Linked DNA regions of Homo sapiens: region 2 is linked to region 1. Evidence: read pairs that join two places in POLR2A ChIA-PET (ENCODE). Cell type or tissue: OCI-LY7. All regions are shown on one strand. Links, peaks and the distances in the headings refer to the core of each region. The heading gives the core; the rest is flanking DNA. Region 1 has its middle 540 kb from the start of ADGRL2. Region 2 has its middle 340 kb from the start of LINC01362.

What was found. Peaks named below come from ENCODE experiments on the same cell type or tissue, not always from the same donor. Only the 100,000 strongest peaks of a DNase experiment are listed, where the experiment ranks them.
Region 2: POLR2A ChIA-PET joins it to region 1 with 5 read pairs; 2 of 35 experiments call an interaction of 5 or more read pairs at or near these places.

Annotation. Positions count from the first base shown.
Region 1 is chr1:82,330,323-82,346,640 of GRCh38, forward strand. No RefSeq gene overlaps it. Among named protein-coding and RNA genes, the nearest start is that of ADGRL2, 540 kb to the left of the region's middle. In OCI-LY7, for the core only: no CTCF peak of the experiment used is centred there; no DNase peak of the experiment used is centred there.
Region 2 is chr1:82,555,801-82,572,118 of GRCh38, forward strand. No RefSeq gene overlaps it. Among named protein-coding and RNA genes, the nearest start is that of LINC01362, 340 kb to the right of the region's middle. In OCI-LY7, for the core only: no CTCF peak of the experiment used is centred there; no DNase peak of the experiment used is centred there; H3K27ac peaks cover 576 bases.

The DNA.
Region 1 (16,318 bases), core at 3,963-11,962:
CCAGAGATTAGGCATAAGAATCCAGGCACCCCTGATAGGCATGAAAGGAGTAATGATGCGAGATTTTCCTCAGCCACTTTACCAGCTCCACACCTCTGGCTGACAACACCCTGCCCAGGTCTTTCTCATCCCAGGCATGCTGCAAGAGTTGTCTTGTCTACTCAGCCCACTGAGCCATGCCTGGCTTGCACTCCAGCACATATCCCGTGGCTGCTGTAACTGTGTGCTCAGTCCCTGAGGGGAGGGGGTTTGTGAGTGAGCCAGTGTGGGGTCTGGCCAGCCATTCGAAGTGTGGGCACAGGAGCAGGCTCTGTGTGTGGCTTGCAGATGGACCAGGCATGTTGCAAGCAACAACTCCTATGGTGGACTCTGGTGTCCAGACAAGGGGAATGCAGTGGTGCTCAGGGAGAGGTGCCCATGACCTTGAAGCGCCAGAGGGGCTGTTACAGTGTGCTAACTAGCTCTTTTATTCCTGTTGCCCTGCTCCGGCCTGCAGCTCCGGGGCTGGCTCAGTCCCACTGCTATTTCCTGTCACATGGGGTGCCTGCCCTACACTGGAGGAGGGCAGAGGGCCACGGTATTACAGCCTTCTTTGTGCTGTGTTTGGTGGGTCCTGAGTTCTTGTCCTGCATCCAAGAAGAATGAGGTTATGCTGACAATCAAAGGGTAAGGAGGGTGGAGAATAATTGTATTGGGCAACGAAACAGCTTTCATCAGAGAAAGGACGTGAGGATGGTCCCCCACCCAAAGAATATTTAACCTCTCCCATTGTGGCTGGGTCTGGTGCTTTTATGGGCTCAGAATGGGAGGGGGTAGGTGCTGATTGGTTTGTGAGTATGCAAAAAAAAAGGCTAAAACCAAGGTACCACCCAAGGGTGGGCACGACAGTGTCAAAAACAAATTAGGGAAGAGTAGGCATATCTAAAATATGTGAAGGGTGGAGATCAATCAGAGGAAAGCACACCAAATAGGAAGACAGGCTCAAAATCCAGTCCATGGATTTGCCTGGGACTTGTAGCTAGGCTTTAAACTGTCTTTGGCTTGAAGGTCATGTTTCACCTGACACCTGCTCTTGTCTGCTTAGGATTTGTCTGCCTCCTGCCACTATCAGTAAGTTAAAACCTTGTAGTTCCAGTTTATAGTACTAGTTCTGGAGTGGTCCCCCATACTTGCTTACCTAGGGATCTGTGAGATAGCCCCATGTCTCTATCATAAATCTATCTTTTTAATTACACTTGCTTAATTGGGATTCTATTATGGGAAACACAAAGACCTCTGAAAAAGACAATTGGTTTCACGATGGTCATAGAATCCTGCTATCTCTTAGCTTGACTAGATTATAGATATTTAATTAGACTCACTCATTTTACACATGACAAAACTGAGGCCTGTAAGTAATGTATTCATGGTTGTAAAAGATAATTAATGGCAAAACTGAGACTAGAAACACAGATGAGTGGTAAGAAGGGCTGGCAATCTCCAACACAAACAGAAAAGCATAATTAGGGACAGAGTACTGGAACCAAAGTCAGAGCATATGGAATGTTAGTCCTTTCTTAAAGACTCACTAGCTGTGTAACCTTGAGTATGTTTTTGGAGCTTTGGATTTGTATCTATTAATGAGAAGTTTGGGGCATATGTTCTATCTGATCCTCTCTGACTCTAAAATGATATGATTCTAAGCAGTGCCTCCAAACACAAAGTGAACTGGGTATTGGGAATAATTATCTAGAAAATGTGAATATGGTTGTTTGAGGAAGAAATAAAGCAGTTCACGCAGGTTGAGTGTCCAAGTGTTAAACTGAAAATGCTATTTTACAGCTAAAAGTTTCCTATTGAAGTCAGTCAGGGAGTCCCCAAAGTGGTAGGTTTACTTTGTGAGTTTTTCATATCAATTCAAGGCGTAAACTGATTATGTGTGTAAACAGTGAGTTTGTCTTGAGAAGCTGTCTGGAAAGTATCCAGAATCAGACAGATGCCACAATGGCATTTCTTCTTTCAGCTAGTAGGACTATTGGTGAAAGGTTAACAGTAAATCATTTGGCCTCCTGGATATTTGAAGAAATAGAATGAACTGAAATAAATCTCTCTCCCCAAACTTCTCTTTCCCACCTCCCACCTCTCAGCTAATCATATTATGCTTGTTGAATGAGTGAATGTGAATATGAGAGATTTTTTTTTTTACTTCCACTCATAAAGGATATAGAACAAAGAGATTACCAATGAAGTGAGAAGTTTTCATCTCCAAAATTTTAAGCTCTTGAGAACACACATAATATACACTCATCAGCATATATACATGGGACCTTGAACAGCATAAAATTCCCCCCGTAAGATACACAATACAACTACCAATTCCCTCTGCTGGCATATATAGGGATAACTTTCCAGTAGGCCACATCTGTATTTGAGTTCCTTTATCTGCCCCTTCCTGAGGCCTTTCTCAGCCAGTGATGAAGCTCTAATTACCAAATTCAGTAACCTTTCCTAGGTCTCTTTTTCAGGTATCACTTTTGCTGATTTGACACATTTGCCATTTTTTCTTCTTGGAACTCTCTTTTTTTTTTTTTTTTTTTTTGAGATGGAGCCTTGCTCTGTCACCCAGGCTGGATTGCAGTGGTACAATCTTGGCTCACTGCAAACCTCCGCCTCCTGTGCTCAAGCAATTCTCCTGCCTCAGCCTCCCGAGTAGCTGGGACCACAGGCACATGCCACCACACCTAACTGATGTTTGTATTTTTAGTAGAGATGGGGTTTCATCATGTTGGTCAGGCTAGGCTTGAACTTCTGACCTCACCCACCTCGGCCTCCCAAAGTGCTGGGATTACAGGTGTGAGCCACCACACTCAGCCTCTTCTTGGAACTCTTTTTCCCTCAGTTTGTACGTCATTGCAATTCCTTGATTCAGTTAATCCTGACTACCCTTCCTGTCTTCATCAATTCTTCTTCCAATTCTCACCTTCTAGATGTGGCCATTCCTAAAAGTTTGCCCTTGCCTCTTTTCCCTCAAATCCAACTAAGCTCTTTGGTTGTTTCATCAACTCCTGGTATAGTTAACTTTAAACGATCATTCAGTGATGTGAGGAGGAGGAGGAGGCTGGGGGTGCATAGAAAAAGTAATGGTGAAAGAAATTTTGGAGGCAGAATATTTAACCTTGGTTTGATGTGGGGTATCTGATATGGAGAAATTGATGTAAATCCAACTTTAATATTCCCTACACCATCTTGAATAAAGACAAAGATTACTCAATAGTCCATATATGTGAATGTATGCTTTTTGTTTGTTTGCTTTTATTTTTGCAATTGAATAATTTTAAGTTTTAGCATCTGGGTAAATACAGTGTGGTCCTGATAGTACGTGTGGAAACCAAAGACTGGAAAAAGAGTGGATATTTATACATTAAGTCCTGAAGAATTTTCACACATCTTTTAGAGGCTTTAGATTTCCCCAGGAAGTACAAAAATACGTGTTGTTTGGGTAAAATCTACCTAGCTGTAAATGGCAAGGAATTCAAGTGACATCTAAATTATACTATAACTATTTACAGGTATAAACCTAAACTCATTATCCTTTCTCCACCTCTGGAATGTTTCTCCTCCAGGATTATAAATTTCTCTCAGTAGTTTCATTCATTTCCCCTCATCTAACAGTGATTCACAAACTGATTGCAGTTGTGAATGGAGCTAAGGCAGCTCAAAATCAACAGTAGGTGAGGCTTGAACCTGGTCAAATTTGGGCTAGATTGTTCCCTTACAGATGTAAATCTAGATGTAGATGTAAGAAAATCAAAGGTGGATAATCAAGAAATGAAATATAGATGACAGGAGTGAAGCTGGACAAATCAGTAAGTAAAGAAGTAAAGATAAAACTCAGAATTAAAAATAAAGCAAAAATCTGTTATCTCCAAATCTAAGTGAAATTGTCAACTTAGGTACTGCTCTAGTTGGTTTTTAATTCCTGTCATTCTGTATATGTTTCCACCCCATAGAGTTCCCTGTACATATTCATAGTAGCATTGATCACTGCATGAAATTTGTATTTCACTTTTCCTTCTTTCCTTCTCCTTTGCCCTTGACTTTTGTATCCAGTTGAGTCTTCCTTCACCAGTTCTCTCAGTTCTCTTCTTTTCACTTCTTCTACAAGGCCTTTGTTCAGGTGCTGACCACCTTATTTTTAAAAGTTTGAAATAAATCTTCTGTGTTCTTTGTTCTCACTCTAGATATCCCGTCATGGACACTTCACAATTCACATTGTTACAAAGGCTTGTTCATGGCACTTACCTGCTCAAAAATATTTAGAAATTCCTTATTGACTGTGGCTAAAAACATCCAATCTCATTCTTTAAGGCCTTAAAAAATCTTCCTCTACTTGGCTTTAAGTCTTAGCTTCTATTATCCTCTATATATTCTACCTTAAAAAATGTGTCTTCTTTTTTTCATTTCTCAAATATGTCTTGTTTTTACACACATTCTTCTTTCTTGAAGTTTCCTCCCTATTATATCTAGTTGTAGAAATCTTAACAATTTTTGAAGATTCAATTGAAACAAGGTTTGTATTCATTCTACAAATTCTTTTTTAATGCTTACCAAATTCCAGACTAAGTGCAGCATGCTGAGAAAACAAATGTATGGCATTTTCCCTACTAAAATAGAAATATATGATTCCTTAGAATATGCTAACATGTAATATGATTATATTACACAATATAACATATATTATGTGTTGGTATATTACATAATATGTATATTATATATTACATATATAACATATGTATATTATAAGGTAGTTACGTACTATAATATATATTATATTACAGTAAGAAACTATAGTATCACACATCTTAATCCAACCTGGGGAAGGCTTTTTGGAAGGGGTTTCTCTTAAGCAGGGTACTGAAGAAGTGTACCAGGAAAAGAACAGCAATTGGGTGTTAGAGATTTTTTTTTCATGAAAAGGAGCAAGTCTATTAAAAACATGAGTGATATGAGTTTACCCAGAATCCCATGAGTATATTAAGCCGGTTGCTCTAGCCAGACATTGTCTTTTTCCTCTTCAAACTATTACTCATACTACGCATAAGATATTTTAAATGTTCTCTGTATATACTGGTTTTGTCCGTTTCTCTCTAATTCTCATGAAAGGCAGAGATTATTTCCTACATCTTCATGCATGTTTCTCTCCCAAGAGTAGCGGTGCACACTTAGTAGATGTTCAATATTCAATAAATAGGAGTTGAACAAATAAAAGCTGGCATAGGCTGGGTATGTGACTCCTCCTTCATGGGTTGGTTTTCCTACTTGTCCCCTACATTGAGGAAAATAAAAACCTGACCATTCTAGGGGCATCGTGTCACTCAAACAAAAGTGGGAAACTGCAAGTAAATGTCATAGAGAGAAAGGTAGTGGGGTTTGATGGATTTTTTTTTACCTAACAGGGGAGCTCAGAATTCTGTTCTGTGGATTTAAGACAAGGGCTTTTTGGTTTTTGAGTGCAGGAAATTGAAAAGTTACGCACAATGGGTTTTCTGACTGGCATCTTGAAAGAGAAGGACATATTCAGGGTTCTTCTAAATGTAGAAATGTTATAATAAAATTTATATTACTGGAATGCTATAATTTTAAAATCTTAAGTTTTAAAGGTTAAAAAATTCATAGAGAAGGCTGACCATGCTACTTACTTCTGCCCCCTTGGCAACTGTTTGGATTACTTGTAACCCATGTGTGGAGAAGTCAGCCCTTAGAGAGCTTGTTACCACGTGTTAGGAAGTGAACTGAGGTCTCCTGATGTAGTGTTGTTAGGTGTCTGACATTTTCTCTTCAAACCAGAAGAATCTAATATGGTGAAAGCCAAAAGAAATAGACATTTTATTGTGTTTACATTTTCCTCAATTCTGCCACCAGCCCTCCTCACCACCACACGACTGATGCCATGAACCCATCATCAACCTGGATCAGCTGCATAAGGTTACTGCCCTGCAGAAGGAGGACAGTGTCACATCACCACCATCAATCATTCTGATTTACTCCTGCAGTCGCTAAATTCTCATGTCTCCGTTCTTTACATCCTCTTTGCTAACATGTCTCTCCAAACTAGCTCCTAACTTTTTACCTAATTTACCTGAACATCTTTTCTCCCAAATCTTCTCAATAGACTATTCCTATATTTCTTAATGATACAACTATTTTCCCAGCTACCTAAACTAGAAAATGTGGAATATGACTTGGACTGCAAGCATACTTTATATCTTTAATATCTGGAAAGTCTAGCCCCTTATTTTCACTTCTGTTTTCCATATTTTAATTGAACTACCTAGTTTTTGCTGAGCTGCATTGCTGTGATACTCTTCTAACTGCTTTTTCTGTCTCTTCTCCATTTTCTCATTTGGAATACTCTTTCCAACTATTCCTTCAGTTGCAGATTGAGTGATAACATTCTGCTACTCTACATCTTTCAATAACTTCCTGTTTATCCACAAACTGCATAAAAGATTCTTCCTTCAGACATTCAAGGTCATTTCTACTAAGTCTTTCGTTTCACTTTCCCAGGCAGTGGAGGAAGTAAGAGCATGGCTTCTGTGGAGAGATATGTGGATTCAAACTGTGTCTGTCTTTTACTTGCTGAGTGATTTGAACAAGTTACTCAACCTGCCAGTCCTTCAATTTCCGCATTTATAAAATAAAGTGACTGGTAATTACCACAGAGACTGGATGATAATTAAATGACTTAGTGCTAAAATTTGAATGTGTCTCCTAAAGTTCATGTGTTGGAAGCTTATTCTCCAATGTAACAGTGTTAAGAGGTGAGACCTTTAAGAAGTGATTAGGTCATGACGGCTTTGCCTTCATGAATGGATTAATGCTATTATTGAGGGAGTATGTTAATTATCGTAGGAAGAGGTTTCTGATAAAAGGAAGGGTTCAGCCATCTTTGCTTTTCTTTCTCATGCAGATTATTTTGCCCTTCTGCCTTCTTCCATGGGAAATACAGCAAGAAAGCCCTCGCCACATGCAGCCCCTCCATGTTGGACTTCCCAGTCTTCAGAACCATGAGCCAAATAAACTTCTATTGTTTATAAATTACTAAGTCTCAGGCATCTTGTTACAGGAGCACAAAATGGACTAAGACATTTAGTAATGTGAAATGCATTGAAGTATGCTTTGTACATGATAAGCACTGATTAAATATTAAAGATCCTTATTAGTATCTTGCATTGTTACCTCTCTTATAATAATTTAAAAGTTATAAAACCAAAAGCCTTCGAACTGTAAAAAGAGACTTTGAGGTCTTCATTTCACTAATAATAAAAGTGAAGTCCAAAAAGATTAAAAAACTTTCTCAGGGCAACACAGCAACTTAATGACAGGTGAGAAACATGACCCTGTTTTCTGACCAGTGTTTTAAGGCTTTCACTGTTCTAGTCACTGATAATTTGTGGTGACCAACACTGAAATCAGTGATTCATTTCACAGATAAAATATAAATTAAAAGTTCATAAGCCTATGAATTGGTAGACTAAAAACCATGGAAACAAACATCTGTGAGTAATAATCTTAGACTATTTTTCTCATATAGAGAGAGAGAGTCTAAGCAACTAATAATCTGACAGCTTCAGGTTTCAATTCTGAAAGCTGAGTATGAAAGCATCCGAGAGTGTATATGCTTTCTTAGAGTAGTATGTTTTTCAATTTCATATAGCAAGTTTTATTGTTGTTTATTTTTAAAGAACATTATCCACATATTTTCTGCTCTACATTTGCAGTTAATCAAGAGTTCACTCTATTGGATTTTTGATTGTTCATTAAAAATCTCTTTTCTGGGGCATAAATTAAGAGCAGTGTATGCAAGTTTGTCAGTTTTACTTGTATCTTATTTGCATTGCAAGTCTAGATACACACTGATCAGCTGCCATCACTTTTTTCCTTCTCTACAAGGCTAAGTCGTCAAGTTATTACCATCTGTTATTCCATGATTCACATTCTCTGAAATTCTCTGATTATATAAGACTTAAGTTTAAGGTACAGTGAACAGCTGAAGGGCCCCATCCTTCCCATTCCAGGTTGCTAGACCATGCAGAATCTAACTGTTCAACTCAAGTTCCCTAAATGCTTGGCATATTACAACATTTGTCTTTATTTTTCATTAAAAAAATCATCAGTGGTAACATTGCTGTTTTTGTCACAATAATATTTGTAACTCTGGCTGGAGTGCAAAATATTATAGTTATAATTTCTTTTAGTCATTCTATTTTTTAAAGGAATAAGAGTCTATGAAAAAGTCAGAATGAAAAGAAAGTCCCAAATGGATGATAGAATAAAATTATAAAAGGTTAAATAGAATAAGCTTTAGCTCCTAAAATACAATAACAAAAATAATACCTTTGCAAATATGTACTGTGTGTAAACTACTTCATCTCCAATCCTTGCAGCAATCCTGCATAAATAAGGATTATCATCATTATTCTAGAAATAAGGCACTCAGGCTGAAGTATTAGTGGTTTGCAAGGACATAGAGCCAGTATTTGCCAAAATATCATTTTTTTTCCACAGGTTTGCCTAAGTCCAAATTTTGTTCTCTCTCCATCATTGCATACAGCATCCATAGCTCATTTCCTTTCAAAAAAAAAAAAAAAAAAAAAAGAAGCAAACAAAAAAAAAACCTTAGACAAAATGTTTCTCTCAAGTTGGGTTCTGGGTTAGGAACATGATGCCTATATGCATTCCTTTCTACCATTTGCATCATTACACAAACCTTTTAAAATCTTTTTCTTTTTAAGTCAAACTTCCCTTTCTTTATTTTTAGATGATGTACAGTTTCAAATTTAAAAAACTATAACAACAACAAAACTCAAAACTTTGCAGGAAGGAAACTTTGAAGTTTTAATGATTTGGTGAGCATGTGGCAAGATAAACCTCCCCAGGCTATGAGAGGTTATTACAAAAAGGGACAAATAATCTTTAAAAATTATGAACACAAGTCATACCCCTAAAGGTAACATAAAATATTGCATTAAGTGGATTTTGCAGTAGAGGAAAGCTGAAAAATAATAGGAATTGGAGTAATCCACAGGAAATGAAACTATCCACGTACTGAAACAAGGATAACTAGCCTTAAAACTACAGTCTTGATTCCAGGTGTTCAAACCCTATGTCTGTATAATCATTATGAATAAGATTCTTCAACCTCTGAAATAAATTAATAAATACATTTAAAAGCAACTTTAAATTAATTTTTGATTAATAAAAAAATAGTGCCAGGAATGAAGAAATAAGAGAAGAATTGACACTCCGCCTTGTGACTGACATTGGATTTAGTAAAACATATTACAAAACTTTGTATAATGAAACCAGGCCACCTTTAGTGTTTAGAGTTCAGGGTCAAGATTTTGACAGCATAAAATTATGCGGCAACAATCCAACTTGTGTAAATCAGATTTCTTTTTCATAATCAGATATTTTCATCCATGCCTTTCGGGATCAGAAGAGTTTCGTGGCACACTCAGGAAATGACATCAACTGTAATTAGCGGCAAGGGGTCTTCAACTAAAGAAAGAAAACGTTCAAATCCAAAAAATAACAACAGTGGCTAATGGAGAATGAATGATTCCAAAAGTCAGAAAAATGAAGGCAAAGCTCATATTTTTGATCCTTAGAGAAAATATGGAAAAAATGAAAATAATGTCCAGCCTGCTGTAAGAAGATTCTGTTTGGCTAGAAAGTGACCAAGATGAACTTAAAAGACACATCAACAATTTATGGTAGAAGAAATAACAACCTTAGTTCATCTAGGTCTGAAAATCCTTTTCCTGTGAATATCTATGTTGAAAAAGTTTTTTAAAAAGCATTTCCTGGGGTGGGCACGGTGACTCACGTCTGTAATCCCAGCACTTTGGGAGGCTGAGGTGGGTGGATTACTTGAGGCCAGGAGTTCTACACCAGCCTGGGGAACATAGTGAAACCCCATCTCTACTAAAAGTACAAACATTAACTGGGTGTGGTGGCATGTGCCTGTAATCCCAGCTACTCAGTAGGCTGAGGCACTACAATCAATAATTGCTTGAACCCGGGAGGCAGAGGTTACAGTGAGCGGAGATTTCATCACTGCACTCCAGCCTGGGTGACAGAGCAAGACTCTGTCACCTAAAAAAAAGTTTTTTGTTTTTTTTTTTTTGAGACAGAGTCTTGCTCTGTTGCTCAGGCTGGTGTGCAGTGGTTCAAGAAATTCTCCTGACTCAGCCTCCGGAGTAGCTGGGATTACAGGCACCCACCACCACGCCCAGCTAATTTTTGTATTTTTAGCAGAGATGGGGTTTCACCATGTGGCCAATCTTGTCTTGAACTCCTGACCTCAAGCAGTCTGCCTACCTCAGCCTCCCAAAGTCCTGGGATTACAGGCATGAGCCACCACACTCAGCCAAAAAAAACATTTGTTTTCAGCTTTTTCTTATCTCATATATAAGGATGCAGATTATTAATCATTTTTATATCTCTTTCCCCCACCACACTAGAATCAAGTCTTCCTGGAATCTATACTCTGAATCTCATAACCACTTTCCTACTCTAGAACCTCACTCTTTCCTGAGCTTAGCATAGTGCCCAGTGACAGAGTGTGTGCTGCACAAATATGGACTGAATTAATGAATGATGGTGTCTGTCCATAATGTGTCTGTCACAGTCTATCTTGTGTCTGTCACTGTTCTAGGAATTGAGACCAATGAGAAAGATAGTCACTGGCTTCAAAGACATCCACCCGGGAGACAGAAAAAGAAACCACAAAATACAATGCAATAAGCAATTTGTTTTTCATTTTTTTCCTTCTCTTTTCTTACAATGCAATAAGCAATTTGATAGTTATTCACAGGGTGCTCTTAAAGTAGGAAATTCAAGTAACCCAACTTAAAGAGGGGAATTTAGAATAATTTCTCTGTGTTTGAGTGGAGTCTTAAAGGATATGTAGATGTTAACAGAAGAAAAGAAAAGAAATAGGTGAGAGGTCTTTTAGGTGGAGGTGAGACTCATCAGAGTATTTTTTTATGCCTAGAACATAAATACATGTTGAATGGCCAGAGATAAGCTAGAAAAGTGGTCAGTGGTTAGACCATGAAAGAACTTACATGCCAACCAAAAAAAAAAAAAAAAAAAGTTTATCTTCTTTTTCTCAATATAATTGGCAAAAAAAAAAATTGGATGATAACCAGATTCACATCATATATAGGTCATCCTCACAGCAGTTTGTGGTATATGAGTTCAAGACTTGAGAGAGGGAGACTTTTGAAATGACCTAAGGAAAAAAATTATGTGAATTTTCTAAACCAAGGACCAAGGTCAGGGCAAAAGGGAAAGGAAGAGTGCTATATTATTCTCCTATAAAGAACATGGAGTCTTTATATTATCAGTTATTGAGATTTGGGGGCTAGGGCTGGTTTGTTATTTGGCTCAAACTAGCACATCCTAAATGCTTCAGAAATTGATATGAGGAGTGGGGTGATACTGAACAAATAAAATATTAAATTGTGTGGTATTAGCTTAAGGTGGGGAGCTGTTTGTAGCTTTCAAGGAAACTGATATTTGAGGCTGAAAGAAAGGCAACCCATATTATAGAAGTTGTTTAAGACAGTTGCTTTGGATAGCAAAGAAGGAATATATAATACCTAAGAAGTTTGTAGCTCAGGGAAGGAATTGGATATTAGAATGTTAGTATAATACATGGACTGCTTTTGGTGGCCTTTGACAAGATAACATAGAAAAGAGGTAAGATTAAAAAATAGGCCAGGCATGGTGGCTCACGCCTGTAATCACAGCACTTTGGGAGGCCGAGGCAGGCAGATCACGAGGTCAAGAGATCGAGACCATCCTGGCCAACGTGGTGAAACCCTGTCTCTACTAAAAATACAAAAATTATCTGGGCATGGTGGCGCATGCCTATAATCCCAGCTACTTGAGAGGCTGAGGCAGGAGAATCGCTTGAACCCAGCAGGTGGAGGTTGCAGTGAGCTGGGATCATGCCACTGCACTCCAGCCTGGGCGGCAGAGGAAGACTCCATCTCAAAAAATAAAAAATAAAAAAAACTGGTCAGTTTGCAAACAGGACTGAAAGAGTATGTAGTCCAGAAACTAGAAGAGACAAGTCTTTCTAAATCCTAAAAAGTAACACCTAAAATTGCAATGTTTTAAGCTACAAAAACTTATTAAAACAATGTAGAAACAATAAAATCATTGACATGGCTTTCATATCTATTGTTAAAACTTCTGTAGTGATTAAGAACTGCCCAATAAATCTTTTTGGTTCAAAGAACAATGGTTCAGGGAAAGGAATATAAGGATATGGCTCTACCACTGAAACCATATGGCTTCCAGATATGTGCAACTAAGTCAAGAGAAAAAGAGACAAATGTCTTAAAAAGAGATTTTTTTTTGGTGCAGCTGTCAGCATATGGAGCTGTTGAACAAAAGGAAAGACACCAATTAAGAAGAAACCAGGACTTTGATTAACAGATTTTGTAATTGCTTGATAGTTAAGATGACCCTCAGGCCTTCAATCTTCTGTGGGCAGGAAGCAGACTAGAGAAGTTGTACGGTTGACAAGATAAATTGAAAAATGTACCAATGCTCACTTTAAAATGGACAGAGAATATAATGGACAAAGATCAGATCTAAGGATCAGGGAGAACTAGGAAACCCTTCCCAGGGGATATAATTTAGACCTAGTCAAGAAGCATCCCCCTACTCTAGGGTAGGGGGCTGTGAATACTGTGTGTCTTTTGCTCTTTACCTTTCTGAATGGTAGCGTTTATTACAGTTACTTTGTTCCAGTTCCACAATTTCACATTGGTTAAGGAAGAAACAGACAATTTTTTTCATTTATAGTTCTCCAGATAAAGCGAAGGTCCATCTGGATATGAAGGACACACTATTGCACATCACCTCAATATAGAAACTACCATGAATATCCCAGAGCCTGATGCCATGACTGTATGGAATTTTACAGCTTTTTCCCTTGGGGTAAAGATGAACATAATTTTCATGCAGAAAGGAGGATGAACCAAATATTCGTTGACCCAGAAGAGCACACTGTAGTGGATATTGTGCTATTTGCTAAATAGTTCAGGTTCTCTTTTCTTCTGAACACATCCTGGCTCCCATGTGGCTGTATTGGACCATGGGACTAGGCCTGGTCAAATAGTTGTGATTAAAGCGTGATATATCATTTTTAGACTGGAAACTCTTCTGAACACATATTTGGCCTCTGGCTCAGTAAATAAGAATGTTCAAGATGATGTTTATTTTGTCAGCCTGGATCCCAGAGTGAAGAAATATAGAGCAGAGTCCCCAGTCATGATGGAATTTTAGCATGAATGTGAAATAAAGCTTTATTTTTCTAACCTCCTCCAATGTGCAGATCCTTTGATATGTCAGCGTAATTTATCCTATCAACCTTGGTAGATGCTGGGTCACCAATACATACACTGAATGCTGCTCTTTTATTAAGCATATAGAAGAGAACCAAAGCATGTCTATTTAAATGAATGAATGATCACACACACTTGTTCTAACATTTACTTTAGGGTTTGATATTTTCCGTGCAATTATGTTCAGAATTAGAGTATTTTACAGTGAATCTTAAATTTAGTTTTGGTAACTCCTTTTTAAAAATACAAATTGACCAGTCAACTTTTAAAGTAATATTTGACACAATGCTGTCTGTGTGAATACATTTTTATCCTCTATTTTTCTTCTCTCCATTTTCTAGTATACGTGATTGATGAAACCAATGGTACATCTGGAACACTGGCTGAAATGAAGAATGGAAAATGTTAGCTTTCCAGGCCTCCTCAGGCCAGGAAGGCATACTGGAGAGATACGGCAGCAGAGTCACACAAGCAAGGCAGCTGGATTTGTGACAATGAGAGAAGCGCGGGGTCAAAGAACATAGAGTGTTTTGAGAACAGTGTCTCCAGATGAGAGGGAAGAGAACTGGTAAGGGATGAGAATGGTGATGTCACAGGGCCACATTAGGGGCTAAAGAGCTTCATATTGCTCTAGAATGCAATGGAAGCCACTGAAGAACTTTGAGAGGGGGTGGAGAGGTGTGGCATGTTTCAGATTTGTTGGAAAGATCCTGCTTTTACATTTTGCATATGCAGTACCACTTCTACCTTCCATGCCCCACCTCCTCAGTTCTATTTCGCATTATTATCTAAATAGAAACCTTCTGGAGAAGACAGAAAAGGCATTTGCCCTGAATCTGTTTCTTCGGATATAATATCCATTACAAATGCTACTGAAAGTCTTGATCTGGTAGCTCTAACTTGATTCAAAATCATCGTTCAACAACTTGAGCTTTTAGTATTTCCTCTAATTTTTTCAGAAAGGAAAGCACCTCAGCTATCTGCAGCACAACTATGAAGGCAAACTTCGTTATTTTGTATAGTTGTGACATTCTAACATTGTAAAGACAAGTTTACAGAAAAAAAAATGGGTCCAGTATGAACCAAAAAATGGGTTCAGGGCCCAAGATATCTCAATAATGTGCTGCTTCTTCATTATGTTAAAATGGGGATGCAGAGGCCAGGAGCGGTGGCTCACCCCTGTAATCCCAGCCTGACCAACATGGTGAAACCCCGTCTCTACTAAAACTACAAAAACAAAACAAAAAAAAAAATTAGCCTGGCGTGGTAGTGCTTGCCTGCAATCCTAGCTACTCAGGAGGCTGAGGCAGGAGAATAGCTTGAATCCGGGAGGCAGAGGTTGCAGTGAGCCAAGATTGTGCCACTGTATTCTAGCCTGGGTGACAGAGCAAGACTCTGTCTCAAAAGAAAAAAGAAATGGGGATGAAGAATATTACAAACTCATTGCAAGTCCTACATTTTTTGGACTGATTTGTTATGGGTCTTCCAGAAATTTCAAATTCAAGATGGTGGTTTGTTTCCTAAAAAAACATAAAACTTGCCAAAAGCCTCTTCTACATGCCAAATCAATTTGACAATGCATTTCAAAAGCAATTGGTAGAATCTAGGCTATGCCATCTGAAGATTTGCTCAGGGAAATGAAATTTAAGTAGAATGTCATCAATTAATTTAGGTTCTTGGCATATGGAAACTTTGGCTTGGTACCTTTTCTACCCAAACTCAAACAAAATGAAGTAGAATACTTATGGCTTACCTGTATACAATGGTATAAAGAAAGAAAGAAAGAAAATATTGACATTGCATGGTGTTAGATAATACTAATATGTTACCAATATATCATATCTGAATGTTACTGTGTCAGAATGAATATGAAGCATAGTGAGTTTGGGGCAGCCTGGAAGAATGGATATTTGGGGAGCTGAACCATTTGGGGTGGAGAAGATTATGCATATGCTATTGTCAAGTAAGCCTGTTCATTGATAAGAATGCCTAATCTCTACAAACTGGTATCTGGAGGATTCTTATTATGAATTAACTGAATATTGAGCTGCTGGGTGAGATCCAGAAAGACCCATTGATGACCTAAGCTTTCATATCCAGTGCAAGGATTAGAGCCGTACTTTGGGCTTCTGCCATAAATCTCAGGACCCTGGACTCCAAGAAAAGATTTGCGTTTGATTATTGACTCTGCTTGTATCATTAGTATATAAACCTGAGCAAAACTTCAACCCGGCAGGACTCTAAGATATCAATCTGGAATCTTTTTATTCTCTCTCAGCCTTTCTCCGTTCTTTCTAGTCCATATTTTGAGTAGGAGCTAGGAAAAAGGGGGAAAAAAGTGCTCTCAGCAGGAGTTGGCACGGTGAGGAGGAGCAAATCATCTTTTCTTCCAGTGATTAAAGCCCTGACCTTAGGCAAGTATCCTGGACATATTGTCTTTTCTCTTTTAGACTGACATAACCAGTGCTCGGCACCAGAGTAGCTTCTGAAATTGAATACGACTCTTTCTACTCCACTTAATACTGTCAGTACAGCAGTTCAGGTCTGGCTGTCCCTTGCACAGTTGCTGGCCCGATTAGTGCAGCACAGTGTAAAGATTACAAGTCCCTGTTCTGCTCCAAGTGTCAGTGATTTAATCAGCCCCTTCAGGTGAAATGCAAAGCCACAAATTCAGTGGCAGAAGGTGGTGGTGGTGTGAATATACCCATTGATTTCCACTTACAAAAACAGTTTTCTTTGGAGAGTGACTCTTTAATTACCCTTTGCTGGCGTCTGGTAGGCCAGTTTCCTCATGACAGATTAAATTTACCACATTCTGTTTTGATACCAAGTGAAAATTTCCGAGTCATTCTGATTATCTTTCTCCTTCTTTCTGCTGTGACCCTTCATTACCTCCTGTGGCCTTTCCTTCT
Region 2 (16,318 bases), core at 3,408-11,407, 220 kb after region 1:
CTCTGCCATCATTACTAGAAGAACAAATACTGCTGGCTTCAGGAAATCGAGATGCACACAGAATAAACCTCTCCCAGTAGACATAAGGACCTGTAGCCTAAAGGAAAGCCATCCTGCCAACTCATAGACTGCAAAGTGAGAATAACTGTCCTAAGTCACTGAGCTTTAGGGTGGTGTGTTTCTCAGCATTAGCACGTAGCAGTAGCCAACTGATATAGTGAGTATATTAGCGGCTTTGGTGCAGGGCAAAAAAGATCAGTTTGAAATGACACCCTCAATGATTTGATGTACCATCAGACCTCTATTAGGTGTTATGTAACCCCTATTTCTTTCCTGACCACTGGCCTACTAGTCCTTGGATTGGAAAACAGATATAGATTTTAATTGAAGCCATGGGAGCAAATATGATTATTACTAAAGAGTGAGAAATGAAAGACACATGAAGTAAATTTGAAGCAACACTCATATCTAAATTTAGTTACAGTAAGAGAAACTATTAAAGCCAGGAAAAGACAATAACCAGAGAGAAGGAAAACTGAGATTTTGGTTCTTCATAGAAGATGGTCAAATAGTAAAATGGAAAAAAGGATATGGAGAGGTCTTTTTCTTAATCGAGTATTACAATTATATTCTAGGACATGACCAACATTAGCAAAAGAAAGTTTGTCTTGTTGCTGAATCACTATGACTTATCTGGGTGAGCTAGTGCCTTTCAATTATAGGATATGAAGAACTGAATATTTATTCTCCAAAACTGGTCCAGGACCTTGTGGGGAGGGAGGGTAAAGTTGAAAAAGTCAGAGGGAACTAAGGCAAAGGAGAACTGTGTATGAGACTATAGGGAACGATGACTCCAGCAGGCCTGTTCGTGGGGCACACTGAATGGCAAAGAGGCAGCATGGCACAGCAAGAAGGCTGGCCCTCAGCTTGGATTTCTCTCCTGGTTCCACCACCTACAAGCTATGTGACCTTGATTTGCCTTATTAACTTATGAAATGGAAGCACCAACCTTATACGATTGTTTTGAATATTATGCGAATTAATCCAAATAAAGTGTCTAGAACTGAGCCTGCCATATAATGAGTGCTTGAGTTGTTAGCCATATTATTGCGGACCTGTTAGATGTGTCAAAATCTGGTGACTTTTAGCCAGTAACTGTTTCCTTTTTTTTCTGAATGCAGAGTTAAGCTTCATTTCTCAGACCCTTTTATAGTTAGGTATGGCCATATGTGTAGTTCTTGCCAAAGGAATGTAAAGAAATGATGGTTTCAACGTAAAATGAGGCTTCTAAGGTTTGCCTACTCCGTGCAGATGACAATGAGACCTTAGGGGACAGTGAAGTCTCCCACATGAGGGAAGAAGCCTGAATTCCTAAATCACCATGTGATGAAGAGACACCAGATATCCAGAAATATCTACCATGTACAGGCGTACCTCATTTTACTGCACTTTGCTTTATTGCACTTTGCAGATACTGCATTTTCGTTTTCTTTTCTTTTCTTTTTTTTTTTTGAGACAGGGTCTTGCTCTGTTGCCCAGGCTGGAGTGCAGTGGCATGATATGGGATCACTGAAACCTCTGCCTCATGGGTTCAAGTGATTCTCCTGCTTCAGCCTCCAAGTAGCTAGGATTACAGGCACCCGCCACCACATCTGGCCAATTTTTATATTTTTAGTAGAGGCAAGGTTTCACCATGTTGGTCAGGCTCATCTTGAACTCCTGACCTCAGGTGATCCACCCGCCTCGGCCTCCCAAAGTGTTGGGATTACAGGCGTGAGCCACCGCACCTGGCCCAGATATTGCATTTTCAACAAATTAAAGATTCATGGCAAGCTCGCATCAAGCAAGTCTATTGGCACCATTTTTTCCAATAGCTTGGGCTCACTTCAGATCTCTGTGTCAAAATTTGGTAGTTCTAGAAATATTTCAAACTTTATTATTATTATATCTGTTATAGTTATCTGTGATTAATAATCAGTTATCTCACTATCGTAATTGTTTTGGGCACCAAGAACGATGCCCATATAAGATCGCTAACTTAATTCACACTATGTGTTCTGACTACTCTACTCACTGGCTGTTCCTTGGTCTCTCTCTCTTTCTCCTTGGGCCTCTCTATTCCTTGAGACACAATATTGAAATTAGACCAATAAATATCCCTAAAATGGCCTCTATACGCTCAAGTGAAAGGAAGTGTCACACATCTCTCTTTAAAGCAAAAGCTAGAAATGATTAAGATTAGTGAGGGAAGCATGTCAAAAGCCAAGCTAGGCCAAAAGCTTGACAGTTAGCCAATGTGTGAAAGGTTCTTGAAGAAAATGAAAAATGCTACTCCAGTGAATACATGAATGATAAGAAAGTGAAACAGTCCTACATCTGATATGAAGGAAGTTTTAATAGTCTGGTTAGAAGATCAAACCAGCCACAACATTCCCTTAATTCAAAGCCTAATCCAGTTCAAGGCACTAACTTTAATTCTGTGAAAACTGAGAGAGGAGAGGAAGCTACAGAAGAAAAGCTGGAAGCTTGCAGAGACTTGTTCATGAGGTTTAAAGAAAGAAGCTGTCTTCATAACATAAAAGTGCAAGGTGAAGCAGCAAGTGCTAGTGGAGAAGCTGCAGCAAGTTATCCAGAAGATCTAGCTAAGGTAATTAATGAGGTGGCTACACTAAACAACACATTTTTCATGTAGATGAAACAGCCTTATTTTGGAAGAAGATGCCATCTAGGACTTTCCTAGCTAGAGAGGATGTCAGTGCCTAGCTTCAAAGCTCCAAAGACAGGCTGACTTTCTTGCTAGGGGCTAGTGAATTTGGTGACTATAAGTTGAAGCCAATGCTCAACTTAAAAGGGCCCCCCAAACCCGAGAGCCCTTAAGAATTATGCTAAATCTGCTCTGCCTATTATGTTTGACCCATTATATCTTTTGAGGACTATATCTTTTGTGGAATATTCTCACCTAAAAAAATGCAATGGGTAAAAATAACAAAAAAACCTTATATCACATTCTACATTCTGGTATCTACATATTTCCTAGATAGTATGAGTTAAAAAGCACTGGCATAATTCTAAACAATACATACATCATTTGTCACATAAACAAATAGAACATTGCTCTTTAATTTGTTAAAATAAGTATGGTAAAAACATTGCATATTATGCACCCATATTGAAAATTTATAACGCATGGCAACATGAAAACTTTAGTAAAGAGAACTCCAGTGTTTTCTCAAATTTAATTGACCAAAATATCTTTTTTTTGTAAAGCTTCTGTAAACATTTTTGAAGACAGTTTTGTTGACTTCAATTTGGATGATATTGGTGGAATAGCCATTTTCAAAAACTCTAGGTGAGAGGGTGAATTGGCAAATACTTTTTGGAGGACAAATTGGTGCAATGTCCATAAAAACCTCTAAATCAGTAAGTTCACTTCTTGGAATTCCTCTTAAAAATAGAAAAACCCCATAGGAACATGAGTGCAAAGGCTATCAGTGTTATTATATTAATAGCAGCACAAAAAAACTAAAAATCACCTAAATTTATTTTAATAGGGGGATGGTAAAAGAGGTTTGGTTATATTCATACTCTGTAGCATACTAGTTATTAGAAAATAATAAGCTATACATCAAACAGAGTGCAAGCTTCAAATGGGCATGAATTTTTGTTCTCTAATGTATCCGTCTCCAGAAAATAGAAAAAGGCTCTGGTACATTATAGCTGTTTAGGAAATGTTTGGTGAATAAATGAAAATGCATTGTGATGAAAAGGTATCTGAGACATATTAAGTAAAAAAAAAAGTAATTTTTAGAATAATTCATATTCAAATTCATGGGCAAGTTCTAATTCATATTCAAAGAAATAAACATAGAGATAAAGAACCAGATGATACCCTTTACACTGCAACCAGAGGTTACCTCTGAGGTTTGGAATAGGAGTGGTGGGAATTAAGGGGAGAGCTTTGGTGGTACTTCCTGTACTTAGTTAGCTATTGCTTGCCTCTTTTAAAACAAATATATATATATATATATTATTTAAAATATCATCATGGGTCTTTTGAAAATAATTTGAGATGATAATCTAAAGTAGGGTATTTATATTTTGAACAGGAAATAGTAATATTAGCTAAAAACTTGCTGAGTGCTGATCATGCGCTAGGCACTGTTTAGATACTTTACATGTATTAACTCACCTATTCCTGACTCATTTAATTTTATAAGGGAAGTATTGGTACCATTACCATTATACAGGCAAGGACACTAAAGGTAAGGCACTTGTCTGAAGCCACATAGCTATCAAACGGGGAATTTAGACTAGAAACCCTAGAAATTAGGCTTCAGAATGTACAATATCAATCTTCCCATTGAAGCTGTGTTTGAATATTAGGTTGGTGCAAAAGTAATTGTGGGTTTTGCCATTATTTTAGTGGCAAAAACTTTTGCACCAACCTAATAAAATCAATATTCTGAGTCAATGAGGAGCTGTTTGGAATAATGAGAAAGAAGAGAAGTACAATAAGTCTATGAAGGTTGATAGCAAATCTCAAAGTCAAATGCTGAAGTATTTGGATTGTTTTTATACTTAGCAGAGCGATAGGATCATGAGGTCCTTTAAGCTTGCTGATGTTTTTTGCAAGGAGAATAGAGTAATTAGAAGACAGTAAATAAAGTCGTTTCCCCACCCATACATCTTAGCTAATGTATTGGTAGTGGTAAAATACTCCAAAATCCATTACTGGAAACAAAGGTAGCAATATTTGGCAATGGTGGTCATAGTGCTGGTGAATAGAATCATCAAAACTAATTGAATTGTGTATTTTTAATAGTATTAATGGTAACAATAGAGAGATTCAGGAAAGATTATTTCCTCAGTAAAGCTGAAGTCCTCAGGTGGTCTAGCCAGGTCTGAATCACAGTCCCTGGCATCAGACATATGTGAACACCTTTGAAGCATTGTTCATTTCTTTGGCTGGGAATTCCCCTGCCCCTACTTGAACTGGCAGATTCCTACTCATTTTTCAAAGTCAAACTTGGAGTTATCTCTTCTCTAGTATCTCCCTTGAGTATCCTCCAAGGAAAAGATAAAATATTCCCTCTTCTGTGTTTCCTTGCTCCTTTAGTCATCTTTGTACTATCACACTTATTAGGTTATCTTATTGTCAGCTATCCACATAGGTATCTCCCTGGATAGACTCCATATGTTCTTTGAAATCTAGAGTCTTATTTTATTGTATCCTTGTTTGCCAAAAAACAACATGTCCAGCAGAATAGGTACTTATGAAATAGTAATTGAATAAATGCATGTATTTTAATTTATTTACTTAATTATAACCCACCTTATTAAAATAATTAAGATGTCTTATAAAATTAATAATGAGATAAAAAACATTCTAGCTGAAGTTTATTGAATACTTTATGATGGGCATTCTGTTAAATTACACACACACACAAACACACACACACACAGTATCTCATTTCACCATTGGCCCATATAACTTCACCATTTTACAGCTGAATAAACTAAGGCTAAGGGAGGTTAACTGGGCCAAACAAGTAATAACTCTCAAAGTTTGGCTTCAACCTCAGGTTTGTTTGACTCCAAAGCTTACGATTTCATTAGGTGAAAATTAGAAGCCATGAGAAAGATAAGCAAAGGCAATGTAAATGTAAGAATAAAAAGTCTGCTGATTAGAGAAATGTGATATCTACCACTTGTCTAGCAAAACAGCATGATGACTCTGGCACACACAGTGTGCTAGTTCAAACCCCCATGCCAATCTTTGTAAATAAACCAGGGAATAAACCAACAATGATTGGCTGTACCAACACTATCTTCTTCCCTGTATTTTAATAACACTGACTTGTTAGACTCCGTCTGTTCAGTTCACAGTTTTGTTTCTTGTACTATCCAGAAACTTGCCTTTGTTTTGTCAAAAGATAGAAATAGTGCTAAAATAACTTCAGACATCTTATTTCCAGGTTGCAAAAGTAGAAATTCTAGCTGTAATGCATCAGGAAAAATAATATACTGTGGCTATTAACCATTAGCTTTCAGTCTAGATACACATTCTAGCAGTCAGTCTTCTGAAGCTGATAAATTCCAGACAACTTCCTTTGCGTCAATTCTCAATGATTCTGTAGGAGAAGATATTCCTAAGAAGAGTTGACTGATATAAATTATTTTTAAAGACCAGGGACAGCCAAGATCAGATTGTCTTACCTACTAATATTTTATATTTAGATGGATAATCTATCTGAATCATGACCAGGATGAAGAAAAATTCTCTAGAACTTAAAGTTTTTAATCATCTTATAACATATTCTAAGTTATTTCAGGGAAGTATTTAGGGGATGACTATTATTGATTTGCTTAGTTGATGACTGGAACAGCACGGATCCTGCATGATAGAAAGTTTTTCTTTAATTACCACAAGATCAGCTGGAGATGCATCAAGCAGTTTGGGGTGGCTCCTCCCCAAATTGGTTGGGAGCAGGATTCATCATTCTCTTATTTACATAAGAATTGATTGTGATTGGCTGATGTTGCCTCTGCCTCTCATAAGATGTGCTTTAAAAAATAACAAAAACTAGGTAATCTGCTTACTGGATAAGATAGTGGCCAACCTAATGCAACAATAAAAATGGGTCCTGGTCATTCTGTCAAGCATTAAATATTTTGCAGGTCTTTCTGCTGAGTTGAAAAAAAAAAAAAAAAGGAAGTTGGGTTTTATATTTAATTTTGCCCTGGGGCATTATTACTTTGAAAGTAATCCAAATATTTTGCTTATATTGGAAGGGTTCAGTGAGACATAGTTAACTGTGAATAGAATTCAAAACAATAACTCTGGAAAAGAACTATTCCCTTTGGTCAGAGGCTATTGTGTCAGCGGTTATGCCGAGTCAATCAAAAAGAAGAAAGAGAAAGAGAGAACACCAACTGTGAGAATGGAGCTGTCAAGCTGATTGACTAGACAGCAATATAAAATTTGAAATGCTCTATGTGATAAGGTAAACACACAATTTTTATCTGAGCATTGGCAAAAACTAAATGCAACAACTTGAAAATCTCATGGAAGTGTCATTAAGAAATATAGAAAAACAAAATTATTTCTGCATACAATTGAAAACAACAACAAAAATTCCCTATTTAATCTCATTGTTTGATACTGCGGAGAGCTTTGAAGAAAAGTATTAAGACCAAATTTCAGAACTGAATGCATGCTTATAGTGGCTTTTTTCTTTTCTACCACTTTGATAAACAAGTGCCTTGTCAAATCCACAAGGTTTGCTTTAGTAGTCAGTTACATTTATGTCAAGTATTTGACTTTTAGGAAAAACATTTTAATAGTGGAGCGCTAGAGAACTCTTTATTCCTGTTGATTTGAATAATAAGACTGAAAACAATAGAAAATGTAACTTGTTTAATTTGTGTTTTATTGCAAATTGCTGTTGAATTTTTTGTGTACTGGCTCCAGTTGACTTTTCCGATGCTGTCAAGAAATAAAGCATGAGACACTATGCTAGTCAGTAATAGGGCTGGGCGGGACAATCACTCACCACAAAGTTCCTTGGATTGTTACTTTACTATAACTTGTGTCTCTTCTTATTCCCCACTTCACATCTTAGCTTGCCATCCATTTTCTATTTTTTTTTATTTGGCCTATATAGTTTTTGATTAACTTATGCTTTGAAAATTTAATTAAAATGGCCCATCTCATCACATTATTCATCATTTTCTCTGCTTCTTGATAGCTTTCATCATTAAGTCAAAAACTGTTTTCCTTCTCATATTCAACTTTCTCATGTAATCATTTTAATCACATATAAAATAATATTCATTTGCCTTGTTCTGTTTTTCTGGTTCACTGACTATGTCCCTTATTTTGAACTCTTTATACAAATTTGCAGTTTTGGTTTCAAGTTCACTGCTATATGTAGAACATACATCTTTTGCCTCCCATTTTTATTTCATCTCTTTCTTTATAGTGCCACCTGAAAACACATTTTGCTCTATTTCCGGCTTTACACGTTTCTGTCTACATTTCAGTATGTTTATAAAAACAGTTTAAAGAGCATTTATATCTCCCCATTTTTCATTTTGTGGTTCAGTATATAATTTACTTTTTAAAGTATTTCTCAAGAAAACGTGCTTGTTATTGTTATATCATTATTCCAACTGATGTCTATGTGACCACTGAATACGTCAATCTAGTGTTCAACGGTCAACCACATTAGAAAGACGCTAAAACTCAAATCTATAAAATTTATATTCACTGTTGAAAGAATTGTAACTGAACATTTGAAAAGATCTCTTTGGTTGAAAAAAGGAAATAATATGTTAGCATTTCAAATGCATTTTTTTATTCATCTGTAAAACACTATGTTTTCTCAAATTCATTACTTGTATTTATTTTATTGGAGAACAGTGAGTTCTAAACTGACAATTATTTTAATATCCTATGAAAACTTATTTGTTGTAACTAGCAATCTTTATTTTAACCCACTGAGCACTGTACTTTATTAAATATATATTATTCATATATAATTACATTATTTATATAAATAACTATATATAATGATTAAATACTATGTAAACTTATTTCAGTGGTTATTCATCCAATAAAAACTACAGTACTATTTCAAACCTTGTTTGAAAATTGTAGTCTTTATTGGACGAATAAAGGTTAACTTGCAAGAACTGGATTTCATCTGGAAAGCGCTGCCAGCTACAATGTTCTTTGGCTGCAGTGTGGTGTCTTGAAAGTCCTGGGAACCAGAAAAGCCTGTCTCTGTTAGTGAGCTTTGTAATATTGAACAAAATATTTGTTATTTCTGGTCTCCATTGCTTATTTTATAAAATGAGAAGATATGATTAAATTACCTTCAAAGCTCTTAAGAGCTCTAAAACTTTGATGATCTTACAACTTTACACCCATTTTTAGAGAATCTTGATAAGGCAACATTATCTTTTAGGAAATCTTAAATACATGTATATGAAAACATGCACAAGGAATTTATGGTAAATGGGAATATAGTGTAAACAAGTAGTTTATGAAGTGCAGCAAGCCATGACTTTTTAAGTTAGTATTTTATATTAGATTGATAAATATAGTTATTTTATTCTGTGGTTTTTATGCAACAATCCCTGATTCTTTAAACTTTGTAAAGACTTCAAAGTTTATAGTATAAAACTGTGATTACCCAAATGACATTACCAAATCACAGTCTCTGTCTTTGCTCTGAAAACTCATGTTGGCTGCTCTTGATTAGAAATGGAGATAAAATTAATTGCCTGATTTTTGATAGGGATTTTCAGAAGCTTAGCAGATTTTATTAGCTAATCCAAACAATCTCTGGGCAAGACAATTTGCTGCTTCTTTTCTCCTTCTCCCCGCCCCCTTCACTCTTTATAGTCTGGATCTGGAACAGCAGATTGACAGGCGAACACTTGGGCCAGAGAAACAGGTGACTTTCCTTTCACAGAGTCCTTGTTCTTCTTAGCTTGGCTTATATCCTAATAACAAAGAGAAAGTCAGCATTTCACATCCCAAGAGAATGAACTTCCTGCCCTGCTTTGACTCATGCAAAGAACATCTCCAGGCCCAGTGTCCTCTGGTGGGTAGAAGTATCCTTGCAATTTTTATCACATGGCCTGCCCTGCAGCTTCTTCTCCAGTACCATTCCGTGATTACTAAATGCACAGATGTAAAAGAAACCTGCCAATGCCTTGAAGTGAAATCTCAGAACATCATAACATATCACGCTGAAAGCAATGTAATAAAAACAGGTATTCAGGTCTGAGGAAATAAGAGAAATCGAACACCTCAAAGACTAGGACAAGGATCTTTAGTTCAACGCCTCAGCAGTCAGCTTTGGCATATGTGAGAATGTAAAAGAGGGTGGCACACGTTTTGCTTTGAATGTTTCACCAATTGATTCCCCTGGCTGCCTTCCCAGAGTCTATGAGTAACATAGTCCCTTAATGAAGGCTTCATCGCATTCTTTTGAACTTATTCTTGCCAATATCAAAGAAGCACAGCAGAAACAAAAACACTGCTCTGATGTTAGAAATCACAATTGTTAACTTTGAAAAGAAGTCTTGGTATGCAGGTTCAAGTAGTAAACTGATGAATTTACCGGAAAACTCTAAAAAATGAAGTGGATGGGGAAGAATAATACTCTTTGTCTGGGTACCTACTTAGAAAAGTAAAGGAGAATTTAAATATCACCATACCATGTTAAATATTTTTAAGCATTTGCTTCTTGCACGAAACTTTATATAGGAATTGGAATAAAAGATGTAAAATAAGAAGTTAGCAATTTTTATAGTAATCTTTTAAATAAAGTTGAAATATATGAAACACATAAAGAAAAAATGTAGTGGTTCTAGCAAGGTTGTGCTATTTCTTGAAAAATATATAAATAGAACAATCTTATTTTTAAGATTTGTAACATCTATTATCAATACTCTATTTAATATATATGAAAATACTGAATTAAACATGTTTCTGGATTTGAAGGGACCTTAAGGATCTATTAATAGCTCCTTAGAATATGTTCTTGTTCTATCTAGATTTCTCCCTTTGAGGCTAATTACTGATATTAGTAATAGCTGTCTTTCTCATTTTTAAGACATCCTTCAATTTATTTTAGTATATATAACTAAATTATATGCATCATTTAATGATAAAGCCACTATACCTGATACTATTGTATGGATTATATCAGGTGAAAATTCTCATTTTATATTAATTACCAAATTTACCAATTAGCTGCAGATTTCTAGTTCTGCTGTGGGGTAAGCCAGATAAGTGCTCTGTGCCTCAATTTTCCCACCTTTATGTGCTATAGCAGGTCACCAAAATAACTTTATAATGATCTCCATTTAATGCCAACATGATCCCAAATAAAGCTTAATATATATACCTTTAGGGTGAATGTATGAGCAGATGGTTAGTCCTCTGCCCTATGCTCTGAATACAACTGCCTTTCTTTAGAAAAATATATTCAATGAGACTTTGCACCATTTAGTGTATCATTCTAATCATATACTCCTTGTTATGAGCTATTAACTGCTCACATTCTTCACACTAGCCTTGTGCCCCTTAATAATAAGGACCATGCCTCTCTCTCATTCTTCTTTTATTTCCAGCCCCACTACCAACTCCGATACATTATAGACTCTCAATAAATGCTTTTCAAATACATGAATAAATGAGTGAATGCATGCATGGATGCTTGGAATGACCCAGGCCAAACATGCAAATGGAAAACTTGTTTTAGTAGGCTGCTTCTTTTGCTTTCCTTTACACCTGTGTTTATATTAAAATTCACATCATCATAAAACCAGGGTGCGAATCGCAACACTCAACAAGATTACAGAGATGGATCTATTTTTAAAATAAAGGAGAAAAAACAGGACGGAAAAGCTTTCGTAGGTATGTGTAGCACTATTTAGAAAAGAAAATAACTTTGCTATTATTGCAGACTTATTAATGTTTGCAGTTATCCTGATTATTCTAATGCAAACCAAATGGCATTTAATTTGGGAGAAATTGCTCTGGACGTGCAATCTAAAGAGGCGAGAAATGGAACAGACTTTCTTTATGCAGTGTTTGGGATGTGGTTAAATTATTTTAGGATGTTCAACAGTGTAGTGCAAATTCAAATCCTGTGGGCAAAGCTAAACAAGCAATGCTAGGCAGCTTAGCCACTTAATCTTCTGGTGTTCAGTTTGTTGGGTCTGTGCTGTGAAATGGCTCCTGTGGCTTTCATGTGGAAAATGAGAATGTTCTGGAACGGCTGATGTGGGAATAAAGAAGTAAATACAAGGAAACTCTTACAAGCTTTTAATATTAACTGCACTAAGTAAGTGTAACTAACTGCATTAAGTTATTGATTTATCAGGGCTTGACCAAATACTATTTCCCTTTATCCTTTTTGGGGACAAGGACAAAAGTACAAAAAAGTTAAATGAGCCAGTTGTTAACTGGGTTACTGATGAATGTACTGATTATTCGTCTAGCTGTCGTAGTAGGAGAATGTCCATGGGACCATTTGTGATGGCTGGAAAACTGACTAAGGCTTATTGATCCTGATCATGTAATGATTAAAGTATCAATAAGTATAACTTTTCTAGAAATTTTGTAGCACTCCATCTCCTCAATAAATGAAATTCGATAGGACCATTTGGACTGAAACCACAAATTTCAAGGAGTTGCCTCATTACTTTTTATTTTCCCCTTTAAAATATTACTAAGTTACTTTAACCCTGGTGTATAATGATGGAAAAGAAACACAGCCTGTTTTCCATGGCTAAAGGAAATAAACTATTAACTGGCAAATAAACAGTAGATTGGTGTTTAGGGATGGATTTTACACGATATATTTAGGATATATTTAGGACGTGCAAAGGACACTTAGATTTCAGTCACATTTGGGTAGGTTCCAGATCCTATTAAAACTGACAATGAAAGTAACTTTATTTACTTAGAAGCTTGAAGGGTCTTCTTGGGGTCTTCTCTGTAACTGCCAGACTCAAAGGAGCTGCAGTATCCACTCTCTCAGGTTGGTGATTAGACTTTTAGACCATTTTAAAGGATGCAGAGGGGGTTTCTCTCTAAGTTTCTAGGGCTTTTAAGCACAAATCCCAATTGTGAACTTCAGCACACTTGAATCCTGATTACCTTTTCAGTCCCTAATTACCCAGGAATCAGGTTATTGGCAGGAACTGTTAACAACAACAAAAACAGAAAGCAGTGTATATTGTTTGCTGTCTGAAGAATGAATTGACCTTCAGTTTGCAAACATTGCATAAATTATTTGGTGTGTCAGAAACATCCCCAACCTTATGCCCCCCAAATAACAAGCAACACACACACACACAAAACAGGTTTATCTCTCCAACCCTGCTGTCCTCTTGAGACGTAGACATGTTTAGGCTGAGAAAGTCAAGTCTTCTGACCATCAGATATTTAAGTTACTCATGATGCATATTTGTGAACGAGGTCTTTGAATGGCTTTTTTTCCTGCTATTCCATTGCTAGTACAATCCCTTAAAGAAAACAGAATTCCCTGCCATATCATTGTTTTTTCTATGAACCATACTAAGAGAATTCCCACAACTGGATTTTCTTGATAATAGGGACTGTATCTTATAATTTTCCACATCTTAAAGTTTTGTATATCCCTTCTAAAATACAGTAGAAGGTCAATAATAACTTACTAGCTGATATAAAATAAATGTACGTTTGAGTATTTTTTTTTCCACAACTCTGATTATCTTCTTGAAGACAAAGCAAAATGTTAGGTTTCGAGATTATATTTTAGAAGTCATAACCAGGAATAGAATTTTCTCTCTCAGAGGGAGGTTTATAAAAGAACACAAAAAAGACTTCTTTTTGCCATTTTATTATTGTGGAATATTTATATTTTCATCTCAAAATACACGTATTCACACTCCTAAAAAACTTGCATTTTGGCCGGGCGCAGTGGCTCACGCCTGTAATCCCAGCACTTTGGGAGGCCGAGGCGGGAGGATCACGAGGTCAGGAGATCGAGACCATTCTGGCTAACATGATGAAACCCTGTCTCTACTAAAAATACAAAAAAATTAGCCAGGCGTGGTGGCACACACCTGTAGTCCCAGCTACTTGGGAGGCTGAGGCAGGAGAATGGCGTGAACCTGGGAGGTGGAGCTTGCAGTGAGAAGAGATCGTGCCACTGCACTCCAGCCTGGGGGACAGAGCGAGACTCCGTCTCAAAAAAACAAAACAAAACAAAACAAAACAAAAACCTTGCATTTTGTCAGCCTTAATACATTTGCACTTTAATTTTTCCTATAGCTGTATTGCTGTTTGCAATGTTTCCAAGGCTTTGGCCCGCTTACATACAGAGTTTTTGGATATAAGCTGTAAAGGTCTAATGGATTGTAGACTGAAGAAATGGATTGAATAAATTTTGAGAGAATATTAGATGGAAATATTGAATGTCCAGCTAATCATTTTAAAGAATAATTAATATTTCAAAATTACATTGATAAGATCACCTCCAGCCATTTACCTAAGGTATCATTAATATTCTCAATAACAACAATGAATAGAGGATTTTTTTCTTTCTCTACTAGCTCTTTCTCAGTAGCATACATACTATTATAATTTGCAACTAAAAAAGATTGACTATTTTCATTCTACTTACCCTTCCAATTGCTACTTATTTTGTATTGCTCCCATTTTTTTTGTTTGCAAAATACCCAGAAAAAATATGTATACTGGCTGAAAAATTTCTTTCCTCCCATTCTCTCTTGAGCCCATGCCGTTCAGACTTTGGCCTCCACTACTACAATGAAACTGCTCATGCCAAAGCCAACATTGACCTCCATAATATTAAATCCAATCATCATTTCTGAATCAGGTGATCTCTCTCTCCTGATAAACTTTCATTACTTGGCTTCTGGGGAACCATGCCCTCTAGGTTTCTACTTCTCTATCTGATTCATCTTAGCCTGAGTTGCAGATTCTGCCCATATTCCCAAGCTCTTAAAGCCTCATCTTTGGAGAGCATCTCTTTTTCATCAACACTTATGTCTTTATTGAACTCATCAAGTGTCATGGGATTAAATACTATCTATACACCCATGATTCCCAAATATATAACTCCAGGCTCAACCACTTCCATGAACTCCACACACATGTATTTAATTACCTACTTGGCATCTTCTCACCTCTACCCAGCACCTCAAACTTCTACCCAATTTTCTACCCACACATCTCTTTTAGCAGACGTCATGATCCTAGTTAATATCTATTTTAGTAGCTTGGGCCAAAACCCATTAATTTACTCCACACTTTCCTCATAGTCTTACACTATACATCCAAAATTTCAGCAAACTCTGCTGACACAACCCTCAGAAATATCCAGAATCCAACCTTTACCACCACCTCAGCTACTATCATCCTGGTTCAGACTGCCACGATCATCTTGCCTGCATTACTGTGCTAGACTGTTTACCCATCTTCCTACTTGTGCCTTTGCCTATTGTTTTGGGCTGGATTCCCTCTCAGGAACAGACCTTGAATGAAAATTTTAGTACCTGTTTGGGAGGTGATACTGTTAGGAGGTGGTACTAGGAAACACCCTAGAGAGGAGTGCAGAAATAAGAAAGAGGAAAAAAAAAGAAAATGAATAAATGTTTATTGAACACAGTAGGCAACTGAGGTTTCATCTCTCTGGTGAACTCTAGGAGACATACAGCCTGTCTTATTGGGTATTCTGGGGTGCAGGGACCACTTGACATTTCCCTCCAGCCCCATATGGACTGGATGGGCTCCAAGGGTCAAAGGAAGTCCTTAAGCGAAGTCAGAGGCAGCATCTTCTGCATAATTTGTGGGGCCAAGTGTCAAACGAAAATGGGGGGCCCCTTGTTAAAAACGATTGAGGATTTCAGGAAGGTGACAGCAATGCATGAAACCAAGGCCCTTCTGAGCATGAGACCCTATGCAATTCTATAGATTGCACGTCTGTAAAATCACAGGAACTGGCATTTGGGATGTGTTGAGACAGAGTGCACAGGAATGATGAATACCTCAGTGATGTGAGTGGGCTACCATCAGAGTCTCCTACAATCCACCCAAATACACTCAACTACAACTCTGATTATTTCTTTTAATTGGATTTCCAGAAATGGAATTATCAGACAAAAGCCTATGAATGTGTTTATGTCTCTTGACATCAATTGCCAAATTCTATATAGGAAAATTACATAAATATTCCTGTTCTGTTCACTGTACCTTTGTTCACTGTACCCTTACTAAGGTAGGTATAATTTTTCTTTATTTATATAAATTTGAAGGTGTCAAAAATGGCATTTCAGAGTTGTTTCTACCATGCATTGTTTTTGCTAAAGATAACATGAGAAATATTTGCATATATTTTTGGTCATTTGTATTTTGTGTATAAAATTCATGTGAAAATGCAAAGGAGCCACAAAAGCCAAAACAATTTTGACAAAAAACAACACTTTGTACTTACACTACCTGATTTTAAAACTTAACTATAAAGCTACAGGAATCAAGACACTGTGGTGTTGGTGTAAATTTGGCATCAATGGAAAGGATGGGAGTTCAGAAATAGATGCACACATATATGATCAATACATTTTGGGCAAAAAGTGTGAAGGAAATACAATGGAAAAAGATGGTCTTTTCAACATATGGCGATGGCACAATTGCATGTCCATATGCAAAACAACAAAAACAAAACTTCACCCTTAGCTTAGACCATATAGAAAATGTAGTATCTATATATATGTATAGCCTGTTTAC